Linked DNA regions of Homo sapiens: all the other regions are linked to region 2. A link is an interaction called in ENCODE POLR2A ChIA-PET data of the cell type or tissue named here. Cell type or tissue: MCF 10A. All regions are shown on one strand.

What was found. Peaks named below come from ENCODE experiments on the same cell type or tissue, not always from the same donor. Only the 100,000 strongest peaks of a DNase experiment are listed, where the experiment ranks them.
Region 1: POLR2A ChIA-PET joins it to region 2 with 13 read pairs; 7 of 35 experiments call an interaction of 5 or more read pairs at or near these places.
Region 3: POLR2A ChIA-PET joins it to region 2 with 14 read pairs; 2 of 35 experiments call an interaction of 5 or more read pairs at or near these places.

Annotation. Positions count from the first base shown.
Region 1 is chr7:43,569,642-43,577,641 of GRCh38, forward strand. No RefSeq gene overlaps it. Among named protein-coding and RNA genes, the nearest start is that of STK17A, 9.5 kb to the right of the region's middle. RefSeq lists a silencer at 2,909-2,988 and enhancers at 7,488-8,000, 7,819-8,000. In MCF 10A, no CTCF peak of the experiment used is centred here; DNase peaks (open chromatin) are centred at 3,030 and 7,980.
Region 2 is chr7:43,459,635-43,467,634 of GRCh38, forward strand. HECW1 (HECT, C2 and WW domain containing E3 ubiquitin protein ligase 1) reads left to right here. Exons shown (of 30, transcript NM_015052.5): 14 at 4,026-4,165; 15 at 6,813-6,934. Among named protein-coding and RNA genes, the nearest start is that of LUARIS, 59 kb to the right of the region's middle. RefSeq lists an enhancer at 7,867-8,000. In MCF 10A, no CTCF peak of the experiment used is centred here; DNase peaks (open chromatin) are centred at 3,437, 4,097 and 6,697.
Region 3 is chr7:43,555,637-43,563,636 of GRCh38, forward strand. It overlaps HECW1 (HECT, C2 and WW domain containing E3 ubiquitin protein ligase 1), which reads left to right. Exons shown (of 30, transcript NM_015052.5): 30 at 6,179-8,000. The coding sequence ends at 6,290. Among named protein-coding and RNA genes, the nearest start is that of STK17A, 23 kb to the right of the region's middle. In MCF 10A, no CTCF peak of the experiment used is centred here; a DNase peak (open chromatin) is centred at 3,755.

The sequences.
Region 1 (8,000 bases), 110 kb after region 2:
ATCACCATGAGAGCAGGCCTGGAATAAGAGGAGAATGAGAGATGTCAGGGGCCAAACCGAGCCAGGCTAGATCAACCAACAGCCAGCTGACCACCAGGTACTTGAGCAAACCCAGCCAGGATCATTAGAGCCACCCGGCCAACCTCCAGCTGACCCCGGAGACATCAACACTAAAAGTGCATGGTTAAACACCAGTGATATTTTGTGATCACTGTACTTTTTTGTGGCAATAGATAATTGATTCAAAGACCATTCAGCATTCTTTCCTTTTTAGGATAACTTTTGAGAAGAAACACTGACCGTTTACCCTTAGGAGAGCATTCACTATGCATGGTAGCTACTCTTTAGTTTCAATTGACAATGGCCAAGTCTGGTGGCTCACAAATCCCAACTACTCAGGAGGCTAAGGCAGGAGGACTGCTTGAGGCTCGGAGCTTGAGACCAGCCTAGTCAACATAGTGAGACCTTGTCTCAAAAAAATAATAATTAATTAATTAATTAATAATGAGACTGCAGAGAAAAGAGAAATTGGCATGTTGGCATAACTTTTCTGAATATAATTTGATGATATGTATCAAGAGTTTTAAAATATCAAAGGCCAAGTTATGGTTCAAAATTGCATCTTACTGGTGGATCTGGAGGTGACTTCGTTCATTCAGGTCAGACACTAAACTGTTCTTAGATACTCTTTCCACCCCATCATCAGTAACACTCTATGTTTATCCTGGATTAGAACTCCTATGTAGACAGCAGGAACTAAAGGAAAATTATCCTGTATCGCATATTCCAAAAGATGAAGCCCCCATACACAAATTCTGTAGGGGAGGGTAGGAGAAAGAAGAACCCTAGTGGCAAAGCACTTATTTATTCAATTTATCAATAAATGTTTATTGAACATCAGCACTGTGCTGGGCATTGTTTTAGGCACTGGTGTTGCATCAGTAAACAAAACAAAGAATAAGTAAGTACATAATAGAGTATGTTGAGAGGTGGTAAGTGTGACGGGGAAAAAGGAGAGGAAAGGAAGAGAAAGGAAATGAAGAGGGTTGAAATAGAAGGGATTAGAAATATAAAAAGAATTTTTAGGGAAGGTGCTGACAAAAGATGATGTTTGGGCAAAATCTTAAGAGATGAGAGAATGAGCGTTGACACTCTCTGGAGGAAGAGTGGCTTGGTCAAAGGCGACAGCAAATGCAAATGCCTTTGAAACTGAAGCATTTCTGGTCAAGCCTGCGGTGGCTTGTAGTTTTCATAGTTTTTCAGAAGAGCAAGCAGTAAAGGTAGAAGGCAATACTTCCTCAGTTCCACTGAGCTTCACTTAGATGAATACTTACCAGATTCTCCAGTTGGTCTGTGCTCACCTACCTGCTGTCCAGATGTAGGAGTCCAGGTGTCCAAATGAACAGAGGGTTGAACCAAAACACACACACACACACACACACACACACACAGACACACAGTTCCTTAGCAAAAGCTAGGTCTAATTTACTCACTGAAGGACAAATAATTCTGGAAACTATGACAAACATCACAGAACAAGAAAAAGAAACAGCACCCTGAAGACTCAAAGGAAGAGTTCATCCCTGAAGATGACTCACTACTGGCAACAATTGAAATTATTAAAAAATTTCTAATTGGGCCAGGTGCAGCGGCTCATGCCTGTGGTCCTAGCACTTTGGGAGGCCAAGGCAAGAGGACTGCTTGAGGCCAGGAGTTCAAGACCAGCCTGGGCAACATAGCAAGACCATATCTCTCCTAAAAAAAAAAAATAATAATTAATTAGCCAGATGCAGTGGTACACATCTATAGTCCCAGCTACTCAGGAGACTGAGGTGGGAGGATCCCTTGAGCCTGGGAGTTCAAAGCTGCAGTGAGCTATGATCATGCCACTGCACTCCAGCCTGGGCAACAGAGCAAGACTCTGGCTCAAAAAAAATATGTATTTTCTAATTGGCATTCTGAATAGCTAGCCAGAAGACATGACCCCTGAGAAATAGAAGCAAAATACATAAAAAGACAGCTGAATTGACTGAAAAATAAACCAAAACAAAAAAACAAGCAAACAATAGCAGACTTCCAATTAAGATGGAGCACTAAGCTGACTTGAAAACAACCACCACCCTCATGCTCGAAATGTAAAAAGATGGTGGCCCACGCCTGTAATCCCTGCACTTTGGGATCCTGAGGCGGGCTGATCATGAGGTCAGGAGTTCCAGATCAGTCTGGCCAGCATAGTGAAACCCCGACTCTACTAAAAATACAAAAAATTAGCCAGGTGTGGTGGTATGTGCCTGTAATCCAAGCTACTTAATTACTGAAGCAGGAGAATCACATGAACCCAGTAGGTGGAGGTTGCAGTGAGCCAAGATTGCGCCATTGCACTCCAGCCTGGGCGACAGTGCGAGACTCTGTCTCAAAAAAAGAAAAAAAAAAAAAAAAGCCGGGCGTGGTGGCTCACGCCTGTAATCCCAGCACTTTGGGAGGCCAAGGCGGGCGGATTGCCTGAGGTCAGGAGTTCGAGACCAGCCTGGCCAACATGGCGAAACCCCGTCTCTACTAAAAATGCAAAAATTAGCCAGGCATGGTGGTGTGTGCCTGTAATCCCAGCTACCCAGGAGACTGAGGCAGGAGAATCACTGGAACCCAGGAGGCAGAGGCTGCAGCGAGCTGAGATTGTGCCACTGCACTGCAGCCTGGGTGACAGCAAGACTCCATCTCAAAAAAAAAAAAAAAATATATATATATATTGTTTTTAATGTAATATACAGTGAAGCTAAGAAGCTAGCAATAAAAAGAAACCTACAGCTACAGTGGTTAGTAAGAATTGGTTAAACACTTTAAGGACATGGGTTTTCTTCTGGGTCAGGACTTGAGCCCTCAGTCTTCTTATAGAGCAAGGAACTGAAAATGAACTCTTGGCATTGAACCTGAAATTGGGAAAGTGCTGACTTCTTCATGACTGGGTTGTAAAAACCTCCTCTGCTGGCACAGAGCAGGCAATAAGTTGTTTGATGGAGGAAGTGGTGTGAACCACAGATCCTGAATCCTGACTCATGGCTCATGACAGTGCAGAACACAAATTCACGTCATCCAAATGCTTCAGAACCCCCAAGCTCCATTGAGAAATTAAGCCAGAAATTTGTCTCCCAATCAACAAGCTCTGTAGTCAGGGCAGAGGCCATTTAGAAACCACATCATAGAGATTCTTTCCCAACTCAGACCCTATTTGAAACATTTAAAAATACAAAGTTACAGTTAAAATAGGAGCTCATCATCAAAAAAGTATAAAATATATAAGGAACTCCATTACTAGGAAAGAAAATCCACAGATGGAATGAGCCAATGGAACTTGAAATAGTACTGCATTCTAAAAAAGCCACAACATAACTACTTTTAAATGTCCAAGTCGATGAAGAAAGATTCAAATATATGAATCAGGGATGAAAGATTATAAACCATGAAAAGGCAGGTTTGAGAAGAACAGTTTCTTTTTACTTTTTTTTTTTTTTTGAGACAGAGTCTTACTCTGTCGCCCAAGCTGGAGTGCAGTGGTGTGATCTCCACTCACTGCAACCTCCGCCTCCTGGGTTAGAGCAATTCTCCTGCCTCAGCCTCCCGAGTAGCTGGGATTACAGACGCCCACCACCACGCCCAGCTAATTATTTTGTAGTTGTAGTAGAGACAGGATTTCACCATGTTGACCAGGCCGGTCTCGAACTCCTGAGCTCAAGCCATCTGCCCACCTCAGCCTCCCAAAGTGTTGGGATTACAAGCATGAGCTACCATGCTCGGCCTACTTTTTTGTTTGTTTGTTTGCTAAAACAAGTCCCTTGAAGCCTGTAAGTATTTAACACGAATGAGAATGTTGGCAGCTTACAGCACTTGAAAGACCTAGCTTCTAAAAATAAGTGAATCTATCTTTTTCATATATATATATATTTACAAAGTATACTTTTATTATAATTGTATGTTTAAAAATATTGCCCAGTTGATTTTTTTTAGATTAAACTTCTGTCAGATTGACCTAAGAAAACTGATTTTCTACCCTAAAAATCTTTTTCAAAAGGTTGATATGTAAGTGCCAGGCACGGTGGCTCACGCCTGTAATCCCAGAACTTTGGGAGGCCAAGGAAGGCGGATCACCTGAGGTGGGGAGTTCGAGACCAGCCTGACCAACATGGGGAAGCCCCATCTCTACTAAAAATACAAAATTAGCTGGGCATGGTGGTGCATGCTTGTAATCCCAGCTACTTGGGAGGCTGAGGAAGGAGCATAGCTTGAACCCAGGAGGCGGAGGTTGCAGTGAGCTGAGATCACACTATTGCACTCCAGCCTGGGCAACAAAAGAGAAACTCCATCTCAAAAAAAAAAAAGTATTGCATAATAACCTATCAGGTAAATATATCAAAATTCATTTAACCATTATCTTACTCGGATAGTAAGAGCATTGCATACTCAATTCAACCACATCTATTCATCAATATTTACAAAGTGTCACTTATACACACTGAGGATATAGAATAAATGGTCCCTTCTGATCTAACTAGGAAGAAAGAAAGTATACACTTATAATGCAATTTGATAAAGATAAACTCAGGTTGATATTAAAACAGGTGGGCCAGGTAAGAATATCTGATAAAATCAGGTATAGCGCTCTATACAGAAAAACACAGATCAGAACAACACAAGGAAACAAAAAGCACTTGGGTTTTTATCTTTCCAGTCTTTCTCCCCATTATCACTAACAATGGGCATTGAATTACCCTAAAAATCTTTGCCAATTTTATTGGCAAAAATGAAACCCCATTTATATTTCTCCAGGAAATATAAATTAAATTTGAACATTTCACTATAAAAAAATCTTTTATTTTCTTTGACCTCTTTCTAATATAGTGTTGGCACACCTCTTATTATATGTTCTTCATTTAGGGTATGATTTTTATCTATAATGCTTTTTGCTAATGTATTTCCAGCTTGTTTGCCTTCTAACTTTGCATATAACATTTTTTGATATGCAATGATTTTTGAATTATTAGGTAGTCAAATATTTTTCTTGGAGTTTTTTTCCACTGCTTTATTTCTTAGAAGTTACTTTTTCTTTCAGAAATCAGCTAATTGTCAAGGCCAGGCAAAGTGACTAATGCCTGTAATTCCAGCACTTTGGGAGGCCAAGGAGGATGGATCATTTGAGGCCAGGAGTTCAAGACCAACCTAGCCAACATGGCAAAAACCTGTCTCTACTAAAAATACAAAAATTAGCCAAGCATGGTGGCACATGCCTGTAATCCCAGCTACTCGGGAGGCCGAGGCAAGAGAATCGCTTCAATCCAGGAGGCAGAGGTTGCAGTGAGCCGAGCTGGCACCACTCCACTCCAGTCTGGGCAACAGTGAGACCCCGTGTCAAAAAAACAACAAAAAAAGAAAAAGTCAGCTAATTGTTATGTGTCATTTCTTTCTAGATTTTGTAGTTTTTGTTTGTTTGTTTTACATTTAATGATTTAGAAGATTTGGGGCTTATTGTGGTTTCTTAAATATTATAACTCTATTTCAAAACTATTCTGCTATGTTGAGCTATCTTATTTCATACTGTATTTTAATATGTTAGGACAGTTCTCTCCTTACGACTTTCTTTTGCAAAAATTTTCTAGCTACACTCATTTGGATATTCTTCATGATGAACTCTGAGATAATTTTAACACATTCCAAAAGACATATTTTTGAGACTTATTAGAATTTTGTTAAAGATACTGATTTATTTCCAAAGAATTACAGAATCTAATCTTTTCATCTATGTATCTCTATTGAAGCATTTGTTTATGTCTCTTAGAATAGATACATTCTTTAAAATAAAATATAAGCTTTGTGCATTTTTGTGAGGGTCGTTTCTGCATGCTTTATTTTCATTTTATTCAAATGGAATAGTTCCCCATTAGCTTTCATATCTCATTGTTATTATGTAGGAATGCTATTGATTTATTTTTATTAAACCTAATTGTCTTTTAAAATATATTAATTTTAATATTTTTCAGTTGATTCTTTTTTATTACATTTTACTTATTTATTTATTTTCTTTTATTTTAAAATTTTCTTTTTTGAGATGGGGTCTCATGCTGTCACCCAGGCTGGAGTGCAGTGGCACTATCCTGGCTCACTGCAACCTACACCTCCCGGGTTTAAGCGATTCTTATGCCTCAGCCTCCCGAGTAGCTGGAATTACAGATGCCCGCCACCATGCCCGGCTAATTTTTGTATTTTTAGTAGAGACGGGGTTTCACCATGTTGATCAGGCTGGTCTTGAACTCCTGACCTCAAGCAATCCACCCACCTCGGCCTCCCTCCCAAAGTGGTGGGATTACAGGCATGAGCCATCACACCCAGCCCTTTTTTATTACATTTTAAAATAGCATTAATAGAAACAAGGTTTCACTATGTTGCCCAGGCTGGTTTCAAACTCCTAAGCTCAAGCGATCTTCCCACCTCGGTCTCCCAAAGTGTTAGGATTACAGGCATGAGCCCGGTCCAGTTTATTCTTTTGGATATTCTAGAAGTAGAATATAGAATTCTCTACATTTAACAATTGTGACTATTCCTTCATGACCATTTAAATTCTTCCTTTCCAATATTAATGCCAGAGTGTCTTACTGCACTATTTAGGTTCTCAACTGCAACACTGAATAAGAGTCGTGATAGCACGTAACTTTGCTGTGCCTCTGACTTCAACGATAATACTTCTGTAGGTTTTTTAGAGATGTATCTTCTTAAGTTTAGGAAATTCCCTTCTATTTTAATCAGTCATGAGTGGGTATTGAATATTATGCAATGTTTTTTCCCAGCATTTTCTGTCAACATAGATGAGAAGTAAATTGGCCAATTTCCACTTATTTGTGATTGTGGCTTTTGGTTGTGGTTGTTTTATATCAAAATAATAGATGACATTTGGTTTCTTCCTTAATTCCACTATGATGATAGGGCATACTCTATAGAATTTCAGTCCTTTAAAATTGTTGAAAAGTGCTTTACGACCCACTACATAATCAATAAATATTCTTTTTGCAGCAAAATAATATATATTCTGTAGTGTTGTATGTGTATCATGTCAATTTTGTTCATTGTGTTGTTCAATGCTTCTATGTCCTTTCTATTTTTTTCCCTGCTTGTTCTATCAGTTACAGAGAGGAATGTGTTAAAAATCTCAGGTTGTGATGGTAGATTTGTGTATTTCTCCTTTTAGTTCTGTCATTTTGCTTCGTATATTTCAATACTATCTTTTAAAGATAGCATTGAATTGATTCTTTTTTCACTAATGCATTTTATCTCTTATAATACTTCTTGCCTTAACATCTACTTTGTCTAATATTTTTATAGGTACAACCAATTTTCTATTAGGCACAATAGGCATACATAACCCAGAGATATTGCAGATTCAGTTCCAGACTACTGCAGTAATAATATCATAATAAAGCAAGTCACACAAATTTTTTGGTTTCCCAGTGCATATATAAGTTATGTCTACACTATTCTATGGTCTATTAAGTGAGCAATAGCATTATGTCTAGAAAAACAATGTACATACATTGTACATTTTAAATGAATGTATATGCGAAACAACATACATTAATTTTAAAATACTATATTGCTAAAAAGTGCTATTGATCATCTCAGCCTTCAGTAAGTTGTAATTTTTTTGCTGGTGAGGGGTCTTGCCTCCATGCTGATGGCAACTGACTGATCAAGGTGGTGGTAGCTGAAGGTTAGGGTGGCTGTAGCAATTTCTTAATATAAGACAAAGATGATGTTTGCCACATTGATTGACCCTTTCTTTCACAAAAGATTCCTCTGTAGCATGCAATGCTGTTTGATAGCATTTTACCCACACAGTAGTGATGCAGGATTTTTTTGCTCCTTATCTAGGCTCCTTAGCCAGGCTCCTCCCCTGCATAAGACACGAATTCCTGGTGGCTCCACCCCATTCCCCCAGTGCTTGTGGGCCTCCAGTTCAC
Region 2 (8,000 bases):
TCAAGCGATTCTCCTACCTCAGCCTCCCGAGTAGCTGGGACTACAGGCATGCACCACTGCACTCAGCTAATTTTTGCATTTTTAGTAGAGAGAAGGTCTCACCATGTTGGCCAGGCTTGTCTCGAACCCCTGGCTTCAGGTCATCCCCCCGTCTTGGCCTCCCAAAGTGCTGGAATTACAGACATGAGCCACTGTGCCCAGCCAATTTAGCTTTTTAAAAACATGTATCCATCTTCAATTTCCATATGCATGCACAATTCTTACATGGTTATGATGGTGATATGTAGTTAGTTTCATATTCTTTTTTCACTTACTACACTGTAAGCATTTAATATTGCCGCATAGTCTTCAGGTTAACATGTAATTGCTTGTATAGTATTCCACTGAATGGCTGAAGTTTAGTTAACCTGATTTCATATTGTTGAATGTTTTGCTTATTGCTTTTGTCACTGTTTTTTGTCACAAGGGCCTGCTAAATACTAAGATTGCCTTATAGTGGAGGGTTTCCTTAGGGTTCTATTCCCAAAAGATTAGGCCAAGGGAGATAAATGTGGATTTGGCATTTGGTATCAATGCCTAACTGCTTTCTACATTAGACATTGCGGTTCTAGGGGTTTATTCTACCAACAGCTACAGCTTCACTTCCATCTTATCTTTTGATTTGTTTTTGTTGATGTAAGAGGTGCTCCTCGTATTTTGATGCCACTTACATTTCACTTGTTGGAGCAAGGGTCAACTTGTTTTCCATAAGCTTTTCTTTAATAAGGAGTAGTTTCTCCCATGTGAATTGTCTGTTCTTGGGCTTTTTTAAAGGGGGGAGGTTGTGTAGTTGGCTGATTGGTTTGGCTTGGTTTTGGAGGGCTTTTTTCCTTCTTGTTTGGCTTTGTACGTGTGTGTGCGCGCGTGCGTGTGTGTGCGTGTGTGCGTGTGTGTGTGTGTGTCCATTTACAAATTATGTATTTCAGCTGACTTTCTAGCTAATTTTCATTAGCCCTCTATCTATTATAAATATTTAACCTTTTGCTACAAAAAAATGGAGGAGGATATTGATGGATAATTCCTAATGAAATAGAAGAGAGCTGCCTCCCTCTCCTGTTTAAAGCTCGGGAGCCTCTGAGGCTGCAGTCCTGCCCTGAAAGACTGAGAGACCCTCCTCAAGTCACTGCATGACCTGCTTCCCCAAACTGCCTCTGTGCTTCGGCAGAGGTCAGACGTAGGGTCAAATGCAGGATTTGAGGCTGTTGACTCAGTAAGGCCTGCAATAACCAAGGTCCAGCTGAGGACATGTGAAGTAGGTTGTGACACTGCTGACATTATCCTCATCAAATAAGATCATATTTACTCATAATGCTCTGCTGTGTTTACTGCATATTGGGAAGGAAAGGAGAGGCTACAACTTGACATTTGTCTAAGCCCTATTCCAGGCATCTGTTGCTGAGTAAAACTACACCAAACGTAGTGGCATAAAACAACCACAAACATTTCTTCTTACCGTTATTTCTCATGGTTCTGGTTTGATTGAGCCCAGCTAGGCAGTTCTCTCCCAGAATATCTCCTAGTTGCAGTCAGAGGGTGGCCGGGGCTGGAGACTCACATATTAGGAGGTTGATGCTGGCTGTGGGCTGGGCCTCTCAGCCAGGACACCTGCACAGAGACTTTCCACGAGGCCTGGGCCACCTCAGAGCATGGCTGCTAAGTTCCATCACGAACTGTTACAAACTCTATTAGTCAAGGTAGTTGAAGGGGACATGGATTCTACCTTTTAAAAGGAGAGATACAGTTCTGGAAGAGCATGTGGGTCTAAAAATATCGTTGAACCATTTTGAGAAATGCAGTCTGCCATAAAGCATTTAGGGAATCCTCCCAGTAGCAGCTGCCTTAGTCTTTGGCAGGCCCCGTTCCCTGCCTTGGTCAAGGTCACACACTTGGGCAGCTTCTTGCTGGCAACCCCTGCTTTCCTGCCATGGCTACATTCCCTGAGTCCTCAGCAGAGAGAAGATCACAGAGTGCCATCCTTCACCATCCATCACTCTTCATAACCTCCCACCACAGATGTACGGGGTGGTGAATTACAACAAATGATTCTCTCTGTAATTCCACCACCACTCAGCTCATTGCCCCCTTCCACATTTTGTTCTAAGAGGCCGGCTCAGGAAATGCCTTGCAGTAACCACTACAGGCAAAGGTGGCTTCTGAAAGGTGTCAGAGTGAGTGGGAGTCTCTCCAGATAAAATAAAACTGAAAGAAAGCCCTTAGACCAATAGTTCTCAAACCTAGATATAAATAATACTTCCTAAAGAACTCGTTAGAAATGCAGATTTTTCTTTTGCTTCAATTTCTGTAACTTTAACAATCACTCAGATGATGCTCTTGCAAATGGCTGGAGACTACAGTAAAAAAAGCTTTCCTCTGTAAGGTCAAGGAAAGAGCGGGGCACTGGTCTGCAGAAATCCTGCCATAGTGGAGCCTCATCTGTGCAGCGAGCATCCCCGTGCTTTCCCACCTGGGACTGCACTTGGAGACAGGCTATTCCCTGCTACCTTGTCTCTCATCCTCCTCCTCCTCTTCACCCCCTCCCTCCACCCCTTCATTGCTTTCCTGGAGACAAAAAGTCTCCAGGAAAGTCTCCAGCCTAGGCTGTTGCAGGAGCCCCCAGCTGCTCTCCACAGCTCCCAGCTCCTCTCCTCCAGTGCATTCTCCACTCCGACACTGGATGATCAATCTCCATGTACATCTGGCCCTGCCTGGTTTTTTTTTAGCAGCCACCCATCACCAAGAGCAATGGTTCATTCTCAAGATTGATCCCTGGGCCAGCAGCATCAGGATCACCTGGGAACTCATCAGAAATGCACATTCTGGAAAAAAAAAAGAGAAAAGAAAAAAGAAATGCACATTCTTGGGCCCTACACCAAACCTACTGAATCGGAGACTCAGGGGGTGGGGCTGGCAGTCTGTGTTTTAAGTCCTGCGGGTGATTCTGCGTAGCTCAGGTTGGGGAACCTGTGGCCTAGAGAATAACACCCATCCTACTGCAGGGCGCCCTCTGGGGCTCCCTCTTCCCTCTCCACTGGTCTCCTGGCCCTGCCAGGTGCCCACACATCCTGATGCCGCTGCCAGGCATCTCAGAGCTCCCCAAGGGTGGCCTGCTTTTGTACATGTTGTTTCTTTTCTGAAATGCCCTTTCCCAACAAGCTCCCCAACAAATTCATACTCCAGCTTCACAATTTACAAACCTTGGGAGTCTCCTCATCTGTGTCCCACATACCTCTTGCCTGTCTGTGACAGCCTTTCACCTGGCTGGAGTTATGGCTTCTGTCCCATTTCCCTTTTGTTACATCTCGACTGTGTGTGTTTAAAGGGCAATGTCATATTCTAATCCTCTCTTCCATCTGAAAGTCCAGCACAGAGCCTGCACACATTGGAAGGGTTAGGAAATATTTAGTACTTGGCAAGGTGGCCAGCTGGCAGGCCAAATGACTAAATCCCCAACTTGGGAAGAAAAACAAAATGAGCCTTTGAATAAGCAGAAAACATTTATTTATTTGCCAGCATGCTATCAGATGTAATATTTCCATGACCTCTGCCCAATTATATCAATTACCCGACAAATAAAACTGAGTAGAACTGCTAGCCCAGTTTGTACACTTATTACAATAATGTTGAGGTAATTTGATATCTTAGTTGTAGCATTTTAATTTACTTCCCACACTCTTATTTTAGACTTAGCCTGATTTTGTTTAATGCAGGGCACAGGCTGTTTTGCATGATTAGTTATTATTTGTGTTGATTTTTTAAAAGTCGCCATACTTGAAACTCATCATAGCTTGCAAAACAAAAAGAACTTGAATCGTCTTAGAGATACTTGTCTTGCTAATTGTTCTGGCTATCTTGTGGGAATTTTAAGCATTTCTTTCCTGACATTCAAGACAATTCTTTACAGATTTCTCCAATTATCTGATTCAGAGTTTTGGCCCCCAAGGAGCAAACCAAAGTTAACTCCTGTCTTTCCATTTTCTAATGCAAAGGTATCAAAACATTCAGCGAACCATTGCAACAGAGAGGTCCGAAGAAGATTCTGGCAGCCAAAGCTGCGAGCAAGCCCCAGCAGGAGGAGGCGGAGGTGGAGGGAGTGACTCAGAAGCCGAATCTTCCCAGTCCAGCTTAGGTATTGGAGGAGGGGTCCCCACAACCTGTGATGGCTTTCAGGGGCTGTGTGACAGAGGGCTACAAGCCTCCCACCCTGCCTCATGGGGAGCAATGTGCCCCAGGGTGAAGAGAGTGGAAGTCCAGGGTGGAGGACAGAGGCATGCCTGGTGCCCGCAAGGGAAAGCAGACAGAATGAGCTTCCCACCAGGAAACTTAGGAGAAGTGATCACAGTGAAGGAAACACCACCACCCTGGCATGGGGATCTGGAGACAGGAAAGCAGATGAATTCTGGGGATGGAGCTGAGTTTGCTACAGTGCTTGTGGAGCAAGGCAACTTTGTCAGTGGCTCAATCATTTATTGTTAAGTAAATGTTTTATTTATTTATAAGTTATTGTTAAGTAAATTTATTGTATTTGTTGGTGTTCTAAGGATTTTTTCACTTATAAATAAAACATGCAATAAAAATTCACAGTATATTGCAAAGGAGCCATGTGACAACACTAGGAATAATCACTTGTTTGTAGAATAAAATTCAGTTCCCCCAAGAGAGGAACCTGGGAGTGAAGAGGTTTTCCAGCATGCCACAGGAGGGAATTTTTTCCCACTACAGTAGGCATTCACCTTGGTCTGGTTTTCATGGTTTTCATTTCTTTGAATTTGCCCAAGTGGGACTCAGACAAGGATAATCAAAAGGCATGAGACTGGCTTCCACTTTTTTTTTTTTAACCTGTAATGAGATAAGATTATCACAGTGACATCCTAATAATCCACTTTCTTTTTAAGTTGGGTAAATGATGGCAGATTTATTTGCCAAAAGAAGGCTTAGAGAACAGTCTGGGCAGGCAGCACTGGGATTCCAATCCTGCCAGGTCTTAGCTGTCTACAGCAATGCAGAATATTGGACATTTTCATGTGATTTTTCAAAATGCACATCCACAGTTCCACCACCAATTTTAATTTCCCCCTTTCTATTCATTTTACCAGGTATGCTAACTAAACTGACTAGTTTAGGTTTTTCTGTTATTATTATTATTATTGAAGACAGAGTCTCTCTTTTTCACCCAGGCTGGAGTGCATGGTGCGATCATAGCTCACTGCAGCCTCAAACTCCTGGGCTCAAACAGTCCTCCCAACACAGCCTCCTGAGTAGCTGGGACCTCAGGCATGCACCACCATGCCTGGCTAATTTTTTCATTTTTTGTAGAGACAGAGTCTTGCTATGTTGCCCAGGCTGGTCTCAAATTCCTGGCCTCAAGTGATCCTCCCGCCTCAGCCTCCCGAAGTGCTAGGATTACAGGCACGAGACATCACACCTGGCCTGTTATTAATTTCTTTGTTCAAACTTCTGAGAGAGACATGGTACAATAGCCAAGTAACTAGAAACATGAGGAAAAAGCAGCAGAAAGTTTATTTCTGAGTTTGATATTAAATAAGTTGGCATTTACTGTATAGAAAAAAATCCCACAATTAGTGGCTGAAACTCACAGCCATGCATCTACCCCACAGTTCTACAGGTTGGCAATTTGAGCTGAGCTCAGCTGGGTGGTTCCTCAGGATGCTGCTGGGCTCACCTGTCCATCGTGGGTCAGCTGCGGAGTCGGCCACAGGCTGACCTGAGATGGCTGCCACTAGGGTGGCTTGTTCCTGCTCCTGTGGCCTGGTGGCCTCTCATCTTGCAGCAGGCTTGCCCAAGCTCATTCTCATGGCAGTGGCAGGGTTACCAGAGAGTGGAGACACACAGGTCTCTTGAAACCCTGATGCAGAACTGACCCGTTGTCACTTCTGACATGTTCTATTGGTTGAAACAAGGCACAAGGCCAGCCCCAATTCAGCAAGGGGAAGAGCAGCGAAGTCCCAATACAACTGGGTGTGGATACAAGGAGGAGAGGAATTGTGGTCCTTTCTGCAAACAATCTATCACAGCTGTGGTTAGCAACTTGTGAAGGAAATAAGAAAAAAATAGCCAGGCATGGTGCTGCATGCCTGTAGTCGCAGCTACTCAGCAGGCTGAGTATCTGGGAGGATGGCTTGACCCCAGGAATTAAAGGCTGCGGTGAGCTGCAATTGCGCGGCTGCACTCCAGCCTGGATGACAGAGCGAGACGCTGTCTCAAGAAAGACAAAGAGAGAGAGAGAAGAAAGAAAGAAGAAAGGAAGAAAGGAAGAAAAGAAAGAGAAAGAAAGAAGAAAGAAGGGAGGGAGGGAAGGAAGGAAGGAAGGGGGGAGGAGGGAGGGACAGAGGGAAGGAAGGAAGGAAGGAAGGGGGAAGGAGGGAGGGAGGGAAGGAAGGAAGGAAGGAGAGAGAAGAAAGAGAAAGAAGGAAAGAAAGATGAAAGAAAGAAAAAGAAAGAAAGGGAAAGAGAGAGAGAAAGAAGGAAGGAAGGAAAGAAGGAAGGAAGGGAGGGAGGGAAAAGAAAAGAAAGAAAATCATTGTGATAAAAGGGAAGAGATGTTGGAGGACTTGAGCCTTACTGAAGTTATGCGAAACACTACTAAGGAAATGATGATTCTTAACTGACATACATAAAGTAATGACACTTGGCCTAAATCCAACAGTCTGCTGTGTGGGTGAAGGCTTGTGTGCTGCCACTGTCAGGAGCGAAGTACAGAGGTTGAAATGCCTTTTTCCCAATGCATTCTGTTGCTTTGCTTCACTTTTTTTCAGATCTAAGGAGAGAAGGGTCACTTTCTCCAGTGAACTCACAAAAAATCACCTTGCTGCTGCAGTCCCCAGCGGTCAAGTTCATCACCAACCCCGAGTTCTTCACTGTGCTACATGCCAATTATGTGAGTGCCCTAAAATGCAGAGGGGGCGGCCTGGCTCGGCAAGACCCAAAACACAGCTTTGTAAAGTCATCTGATAGATCTAAAAGGGTAGAATTTTAACATAAGCAAGAAAAAACAAAGAAAACAGCTCAGTCCACTCTTTTGACTATCCGTGAGTCTCCCAAAAAGGAAAAAGGCTGGATTTGGAAATGCTGTTGCCTCTTTGGGTTTTTTTTAAGGCTGAAATGTGTTAATGTCAGTGAAAGTGCTTTGGAAACAAACCTGTTTTTATTATTATTAAAATTTTAAAGGAGCAAGATTATGAATTGGCCAGATTCCCTTCAGCCTAATCATTTTATAAAATCATTTTCACTGATACAATTTCAAAGCAGAGTTCTTCTAGGTAAATAACTAGGTTTCCTTTTGATATGGTTTTTTCGAATATCGTGCTGAAGTTAAATTTCATATGATTTTACATATGTAGTTTTTTCATTGCTTTTTTGGTATTTTCAAGAAAGCAATGGCATGATATCACTATATTCATTAATTTTTCCATTCAACAAACATTTTCTGTGGTTCAGGCTCAGATCTAGGTGCTGGAGTCACAAAGACAGATTAAGGTGACACCTAAAGAGTAGGAGTTCCCATTTTGAGGAGCAATGACGTGAAAAACATCAGCCCAGTGTGACAGGACCAGGCCGAACTGAGGGAGGACAGAGTGCTCTGGGGGCGCCAGGGAGCATTCTTGGGGAGGCGGCTGAATTGAGTCCTGAAGGTCGAAAGTGGACAGGAAGAAGTCCAGGCAGAGGGACATCTGTAGAAAGGATGCACCCGTGAGGAGGCCTGGGGGATAAGTCCAGGGTGGTGAGTGTGGGTGGCTGGCAGGAGGGAGAGGGGAGGAGGGGCTTGAGATTGGGCAGCAGATCACCTGGTAACTCATGCAAAGGAGCCTGGGTCTACTGCAGCAGGCCACAGGAACCAAGAGTAGCACTTGGGCTGCCTGACCAGAGGGGTTGATGATGCATTTTCTCTGGCAGAGTGTCGGGGAGAGACTGAGCTGAGGGGGTTAAGACACAGGCTGATTCAA
Region 3 (8,000 bases), 96 kb after region 2:
TTACTGGACTATAGCTTTCACCTAGGTTTCCCAGATTTTCCCCGAGGACAATTCACCTGGTGTCGGTCAGCATTCATGGGCATGCCCAGCTGGTTAACCACAGCTGAACACCCTGGTGCAGGCTTCAGCCCTGGCTTCACCCACTCAGTTCAGCAGACCCTCAGTTCCAAGGGTCTTTGTTGTTTGCATGGCTCTACCAATAGCTAAACCTAGTGAATGTAAGTCTGGCAAGAAAAGAAGACTAAAAAGGCAGAATTTGCATTTGTTAAGTTGAATGATGATTTCAAGAATATAGTTATTTGGAAACATCTTGCTTTTATTTTAGAGAAATGCAGCTTGAGTCATCACTGATGATAGCATGCAGCTTGAGGAGGGGCTGAGCTACAACCACACACCTGCCCGTGGGAACCTGCAATCTAGGGAGAACACGGCCTGATAGTAACTAATCACAGCACAAGGTAGAATCAGAGGAGCACAGGGGGTAAGAGCAGCGTGCTGCGAGAGTGTGAAACAGAGCCTCCTAATCAAGTTGCCTAGAGAACATGCCACTAAAAAACTGGCATTTAGGGGAGGATTGGGAGGCAAGGAATAGGGAGAAGGGGGCTTCCAGGCTGAAGCAATAACACAAGCAAGGGCTGAGAGCGGGGAATGGCAGCACGTGTTCAGGAAGGTGCAGCTGGCCAGTGCAGAGGGTAAGATGCCCGGAGCAACATCACAGGGGATGCAGTTGAGAAAGAGTTTGGTGAGCCACAAACAAAAGACCCTGCTGTCTGGGCGCAGTGGCTCACGCCTGTAATCCTAGCACTGTGGGAGGCTAAGGCAGGCGGATAGCTTGCGCCCAAGAGTTCAAGACCAACCTGGGCAACAGGACAAGACCTCGTCTCTACAAAAAATTTAAAAAATTAGCTGGGCATGGTGGCATGCACCGGTAGTCCCAGCTATTTGGGAAGCTGAGGCAGGAGGATGACTTGAGCCCAGGAGGCTGAGGCTGCAGTGAACTGTGATTGCACCACCACACTCCAGGCTGGGCAACAGAGTGAGACCTTGTCTCAAATTAAATTAAAAAAAAAAAAGAAAGAAAAAAGAAAAGACCGTGCTGAGGAGTCTCTATTCTTTAGGAAATGAGAGTCATTGCTTCTGTTATCTGGGGTCACAGATTGAATGTAATTTCCATATTTGCTTTGGAAGCTTTGAAATACACATTAATATTATTAACCCACACAGAGAGCTTCTAAGGCAGACATTGGGCTTATGAACACGTTCTTCATATCTGAACCAAGGCACCCCTAAGAGGGCTGCTGCACCACAAGCCCCCGAGATGGTTTCTTGGGGAAGTAGGGACCTCTTCTTGGGACAAGAAGCAAATGCCTCTAAGAGGACACTGAAAATAACTCCCTGAATAGTGACCCCTGTCCAATCTCCTTTGGACAATGTCTGAAGATCAAAGAACCTAAAAAAATGTCATCTATGTGTGGATAGAAAGAAAGAACCTCTGACTTCCAGAAACTGTCGTTCGGGAAGACCTGACCTGACTATGGCAGGTGACAGGAAGCCCTGAGCAGGCAGGAAGCAAAGCAGACCCAGGGTGGCATGGGCTTCCCAGGTACTGTGAGCCACAGTGCATGTGGCCTGCACTCTGGGAGAGGCAGCCTTCAGCTCTTTCCTCAAGTCCTTCCTCTGCAGAAAGGAAAGGCAACTGGCTTCCCAGATGAGAGCGCCAGACACCGCCACAGCAAAACCCGGTCATAGCCCAGGCTACATAAAACCTTTGTGTCAGTCCAAGCCCCTGCCTGCTAAAAGATGTGTGAGGGCCAGGAGAAAGGACTTTGAGGGTAGAGGCTTCTGGGATATAATTTCATAGTTGAAGTAGATGAGAGGCAGGACTGTCACTGGAGTTGAGGTCAAGGAACTGGGGGCTTGGGTGTTCACCCTGTCAGCCATGTGGACTTAGTTGCCACACAGTCTGGTAGGAGGACTTGAAGTGGAAAAGAAGACTTCAGCAAAGTGCCAGATAATAGTCATAATAAGTTAGAAGTTCAGAGGGTCAGAAGGAACCAAAGATCTATCTGGATCACTGATTTTCAAGCTTCTTAAACCATAGTCCACAGAAAGAAATGCCTTTTATATCACAACTCAGGACATGCACATGTACTCATTTGCACATATGTGTGTGTATATCTGAAACTCAAGTTCCTCAAAACAGCACTTTACCCTTATTATCTGCAATAAAATCTATTTTCTGCTCTATCCTATTTCATTAAAATGAAATGCCAGCCAAAACCTATGGTTTTAAAAATAAATTATCTAAATGACATGAGATTCAAAGGAATGGAAACTGATCAAGGATTGCAAAAGTCATGACGTGGAATTGACAGCAGGGAGTGTGAAGAATGTCCATCCACGTCACAGCGTGTGGGGCAGTGAGCAATTTCCACCCATGAGAACTGGAGATGGGACACTAGGACCCGGAGGCAGCATCTGGAAAGAGCTTAAGGAGGTGGCAAAGTTTCTTTACTTTGAACAAGAGCTCAAAGGAGGACAGAGGAAAGGCTCAGAAGGAAAGAGAAGGGCAGAAGCTAGGTCAGAGTCGAAGTAGCACTGGGCAGTGTGGAGATAGAATAAAGGAGAGGGGAGAATCTTTGGGTTTACCTTTGGGGCAGGGACCAGGGATATCAAAGCTATGAGTCATGAGCAATTAACTGGCCTAAAAGTTGCAAACGAAATTCTAATATGAACATGTTTCACTGCAGATGTAAACTAAGCCCAGACCCAGGGTGGAGTTGGAGGCCTGGTTAAGTTAGTAGTTGGTTTACTCTGTAGCAGTGATTCTCAAAGTGGGGCTGGGGAAGGCGACTTTGCCCCTCTTCCCCCGCAAGAGGCAGTTGACAATGTCTGGAGACATTTTTGGTTGAGGGGAAGGGGTGCTACTGGTGTCCATTGAGTAGAAGCCAAGGATGCTGCTAAACATCTCACAATGCACAAAACAGCTCCCACAACAAAGAGTTATCAAGTTTGAAAAGTGAATCGTGTCAAGCTGAGAAATGCTGCTCTCTAGTACCTAAGGCCAGAAGAGGACCTACAAAGGAGGCCTGAGGGTGCCATCAGGGAGCTCAGCAGAGAAAATGGCAGCCATTGAGAAACCAAGGAGAAGCCAAGGAGGGAGATGTTCCAGAGGAAGAGCTGTCAAATGCTTTTAAAGAGCTGGAGCAGGTGGAGCGGTATGGGCTTCTGGATTTAGGGATCAAGAGGTTATTGGCAAACTTGAAAAAGAGTAAATTTAGAAGGAAAGAGAGCAAGGCCTATCTGAAGAGAACAAGGCTGTAGTTAGGCAGTGGAAGAAGATTGGCATGAAGGGAAGACACAACTTACATAACCGGCTGAACAATTGGCAGCAAAGAGGAGTGACTGCTGCCACTTTTGTGTGTTTCTAGACAACCTTAAAGTGGTCTCTAGTAGAGAGGAGCAAGACTTTCTTTGGCCCTGTGTTGGTTAACATTTCAATCTATAACTTGGAAAAATAGAGGAGACGGGGAGATCAACTGTGTAGATGACACAGTTAGAAGGATAAACAATACAGGGATTGGCACAACCCAATCCAAAATTATCTCAAAATGCTGGAACCCTAGCTTGACACCAATGGCATGGAATTCGACACAACTTAAAGACCCGTGCAGATCTCCAAAACATCCATCGCACCAAGTGTGAGAAGAGAGTGAGTCACCTGCCAGTAGGTCACGTGCAAAACTCCAGAGGCTTCAGTTGCCACAAGTATGACACGGTTCCCCAAATCATTATCACAATCATGGTTGCATTATTAAGAGAATCTTATGTTTAAATGATGATTCACAGGTTACAAAACGCATTTATGTGTGTTCTGGCGTTGATCCTCCCCATAACCCTTTGAGGTGCACGCAGCATATATTATTATCCCCACTTTACAAGTGAGAAAACTGAGGCTCAGGAAGATTAATTGACTTTTCCAGTGTCATAAAGCTGGTAAGTGACTAGACCGGGGTCAGCATAGAAGTCTTCCAAGCCCTGGTTTCTTGCTGTCCACTGCCCCACACCACCGGGCAATGCTTGGTTTGGTGCACGGGAATGAGGTAAGCAGGCACTCGGTGCTGTCAGAACCACACCTGGAGGGTGGTGAGCTCTTAGGAATGCTGAATTGGATCATGATTTGATTGTGTTCGTTCATTCTAGATGACAAACTAAGGGAGTTCACCAAGGCTCTAAATAAATGCAATAAAAGCAACTAGTAAGTAAACCATGAGTGTTCAGACTAGGTGCTATTCGTCAATGCTTTCTGTTTACTCCCAGAAATGATCTTTTACAGAATTAATTTGGTTCCAACTAATTTGTAAAGGTGATTTTTTTTCTGTAATATTTCCACTCATGAGTGCCAGTTAAAATGACCAGAGGAAGAAAACTATGAAGATGATGCCTGCTCCTATCTCGCCCCTGGCTAATTCAGCTAGTTCCAAAAGCATGCTTGGGATTTTTCACCCCACTTCGCCTGTTTAGCCATAGCCCAATGTATGTTCTAGTTTCATTGCAATCTTTTTAACATAGAGAGAAATCACTGTAACCATCCTACTCAATTTACTGAGTTCCCTTTCACTCAAATATTTACATCTAGGTAAAGTATTTCAATTATTTTCTTTTAAAGTAAAGGAAGGCCTGTTTGAATCTTAGATAATAATTTAAGAATTCTGCCAATCTGTATTCGTATGTTTCTTCCCAGTTATGTCTTTAAGGCCTAAGACCAGACACTCTACTGCCCTGTGCCTGCCTTTGGAGCTTGAGCGGGGAAAGGGACAGGGAGGAGGGAGGTAGGGGTTAGGGATAGTTCCCCAAGGACTGCCAGGAGGAGGAATGGGTGCTGGGCAGATGAAAACACCAGCATCCTCCCTAGATTCTCGATGGGCAGGAAACCCCACCTTCCCTCTTTCCTCTTCCCATCTTCCTTATTCCCAAAATAATCTCCCCCCGTAACCTGAGTGCTGCATCAGCCTGGGCAGTGATCTGATACTCTGATTTATATACTTTAAAACAAAGGTGTAAATAATACACAAGTCCCCTAGGGATCTTGTAATGAAAAGAAGAGTTTAATATCCCAAATAAAACTCTAATGAAGAGTTTAGTTTTGTTTGTTTCTTTGTATGTTTGTTTTGTGATTTGATTTTATTTGATTTGGTTTGATTTTAGAGTGCCCTTTTCTGTGCTGGTTGGTGTCTGAAAACACCATTTCAACACACCACCCTTAGGGAGGAAAAGGCAGGAAATGAACTTTCACCTGCACCCATCCACCTTTCTCTCTACTACGGTACAGGACTCGGCATCAGCCAAAGTTTCTGTAAAAACAAAGAACTTCTGGCAGGGAGCAGCTAGTCAGGTGATTCAAGGCTCCACAGCAGGGAATCTATGTGTGCTGGGCTTCTTGTACCCACTGCTGGAGAGCCACATGAGTCTTCCAGGTCCAGGTGTTAGCCTCTGGCGAGGAAGACATTCCTTGTCTAAGGCAGACACTGGCCATGCAGGAGGAAGCACATGAAGCAAGCTAGAACCCCGGGCGCCAGGACACTCCAGGCATCCAGAGAGGACTGGCTCACACGGGCAGCTTTTCTTGGAAATGCAGCACTTCGACTTTAGGTTCTGTGGGTTCTACTGGGGTAGAGGAGTCAGACTTGTCTCCAGAGCACACTTGACTTGAATGGAGAACTGGATCTCAGAATTCCAGGCCATCTCAGGTTCCTCTAAATAGATGCATGTGGTTCACAGAGGCTCAGAAATCAGAGCTGGGCAAGAAGACTTAGGAATATAATCCTTCAATACTAATTATATTTCTGCCTCCTTCATTGACCACATCAAAATTTGTAACTCATTTGCAAATCAGGCTGATACCATAGAGTTTATAATCAGTTTGCTAGTGTCATTCTAGTGTAGTTGGTTTGCTTGCAAATGCAAACAACCCATTTTTAGTTATTCCATTCCTTCCACCAGTCTATTCATTCTAGAGGAATGTGGCTCTTTAGTGTGCAATGTTTTATGGTGGTCCTAAATCATGGTCCTGCTCACTTTTGATTCCTTTTTGAATCACAACTTCAGACAGTCACAGATCCAGAACCAGTTGTATCATTGAAACAAACACTCTCACCAATCTCTTCTCCCCATTCAGGGCACACACATGCTTCAACCGACTGGATCTTCCACCGTATCCCTCGTACTCCATGTTGTATGAAAAGCTGTTAACAGCAGTAGAGGAAACCAGCACCTTTGGACTTGAGTGAGGACATGGAACCTCGCCTGACATTTTCCTGGCCAGTGACATCACCCTTCCTGGGATGATCCCCTTTTCCCTTTCCCTTAATCAACTCTCCTTTGATTTTGGTATTCCATGATTTTTATTTTCAAACCAAATCAGGATTGACAAAAGCTGTGCATGAAGAACTGCCTTCTTCTAAGATCTAACCTTCAGGCTTCTCTCCTCTGTTTTCAATGAACTGCTAGCCTGTATGCAATATTAAAAAACAGCTGTCTCAAGGTCTGTGTATATCTCCACATACCTCCATTACTAACAATGAAATATGAATGCAAGTTAAGCTACACTTGACCAAATGGTAATAAATGTTTACTTCCATTTCTATCATTGAAGGGAAAATGTGAGCATTAAGCACTCCAGGCTTTCATATGCCCATGTCTTCTGAGCAGAGCCACCATTTTTTATAATTTCTAATAACCAACTCCAGAACTAGGAGCTGATCAACTCTTTGTTTTCCTCTCCATCTACTTTTCCCTGTGCATAATATCCATCCAAAGGACAACAGTGGCAAAGCTGAAATTTTTATACATTCAACTCATGATTCACATGTGGCATCAGTCCCATCAGCCGGAACTAGCCTAGACATACGGTGCAAATATGACACTTCTAACGATTAACAACAGCAAGAAAACACCTGCTGCTGATGCAATGCAATGCATCCCAATGGTTGTGGGGATTGTGGGCTCAACTCAAGAGAAGTTTAGGAGGGGGAGCATCCCTAGTGAATACTCACACCACAAGAAGGACAAACTTGTGCACATGTCCAAGAAAGAAAGCTTCTTGATTGAGGTAGCATGAAGGATGAGGCTTCAGCCCCCATTGTCTTATGTAGAATGTGGCAATGCCAACTGGAGAAAGGGAAGAAGGACATATTACCTTGGTTTGAATCCCTGAGTTCTGTACTGTTCTGTTTTGTTTAGTCTAGCCACAGTTCTTCACAAAGGAAAAAAAAATGTGTAGATGATACCATGACTTTTGTTAAAGCCATGACTTTTGTTTGCTTGGCAGACAAACCCTTTTTTTAAAACTTTGATATTTTTTTTTCACATTTTTTTTTCCTTTTCCTTTCTTAATCATGGAGTTCAAGTTCCTTTGCATTCGATTGTCCATCGGGACCACACTAGGAAGCTGCAGAGAGTGATGGTGCTTGTTAGGGATCAAGGGCAACATAGTACTTCTCCTTCACCCATAGTAATCCTCCTGGGGCAGAAACATAACACCCCAAAGGCACGTTGATTTGTATCAAAATAAATATCCAGTTTCTTTTAGCATTCAGTGAAAACATATCTCAGAAAACTTCATGTTGTCAGAAAAACAGCTGCAGGCTCCAAAGACAGCCTAACCTCTCAACTACATTTGAAATAAACCCAACCATAATGGTCATTTGCTATTTTTCTAACGTTGTTATCCATGTTGCCTGAAATAGGTCATAAATGAAAGTGTTTTTCTTCACTGGGAAAAAGAAGAGCTCAAGAGACCCCACTATTTAAATGTCATTTAATTGTTTTCCATATTAAAACAAGGGAGAAATGTAAGACGAAGTGAATTTCATATGAAGCCAATGGCTCATTATACCAGTTTGTGTCTGGACAGTGTGTTATTTGTGTTCCTACACTCTAAAGCATTCCGGCCAGGAGCGGTGGCTCATGCCTGTAATCCCAGCACTTTGGGAGGCCGA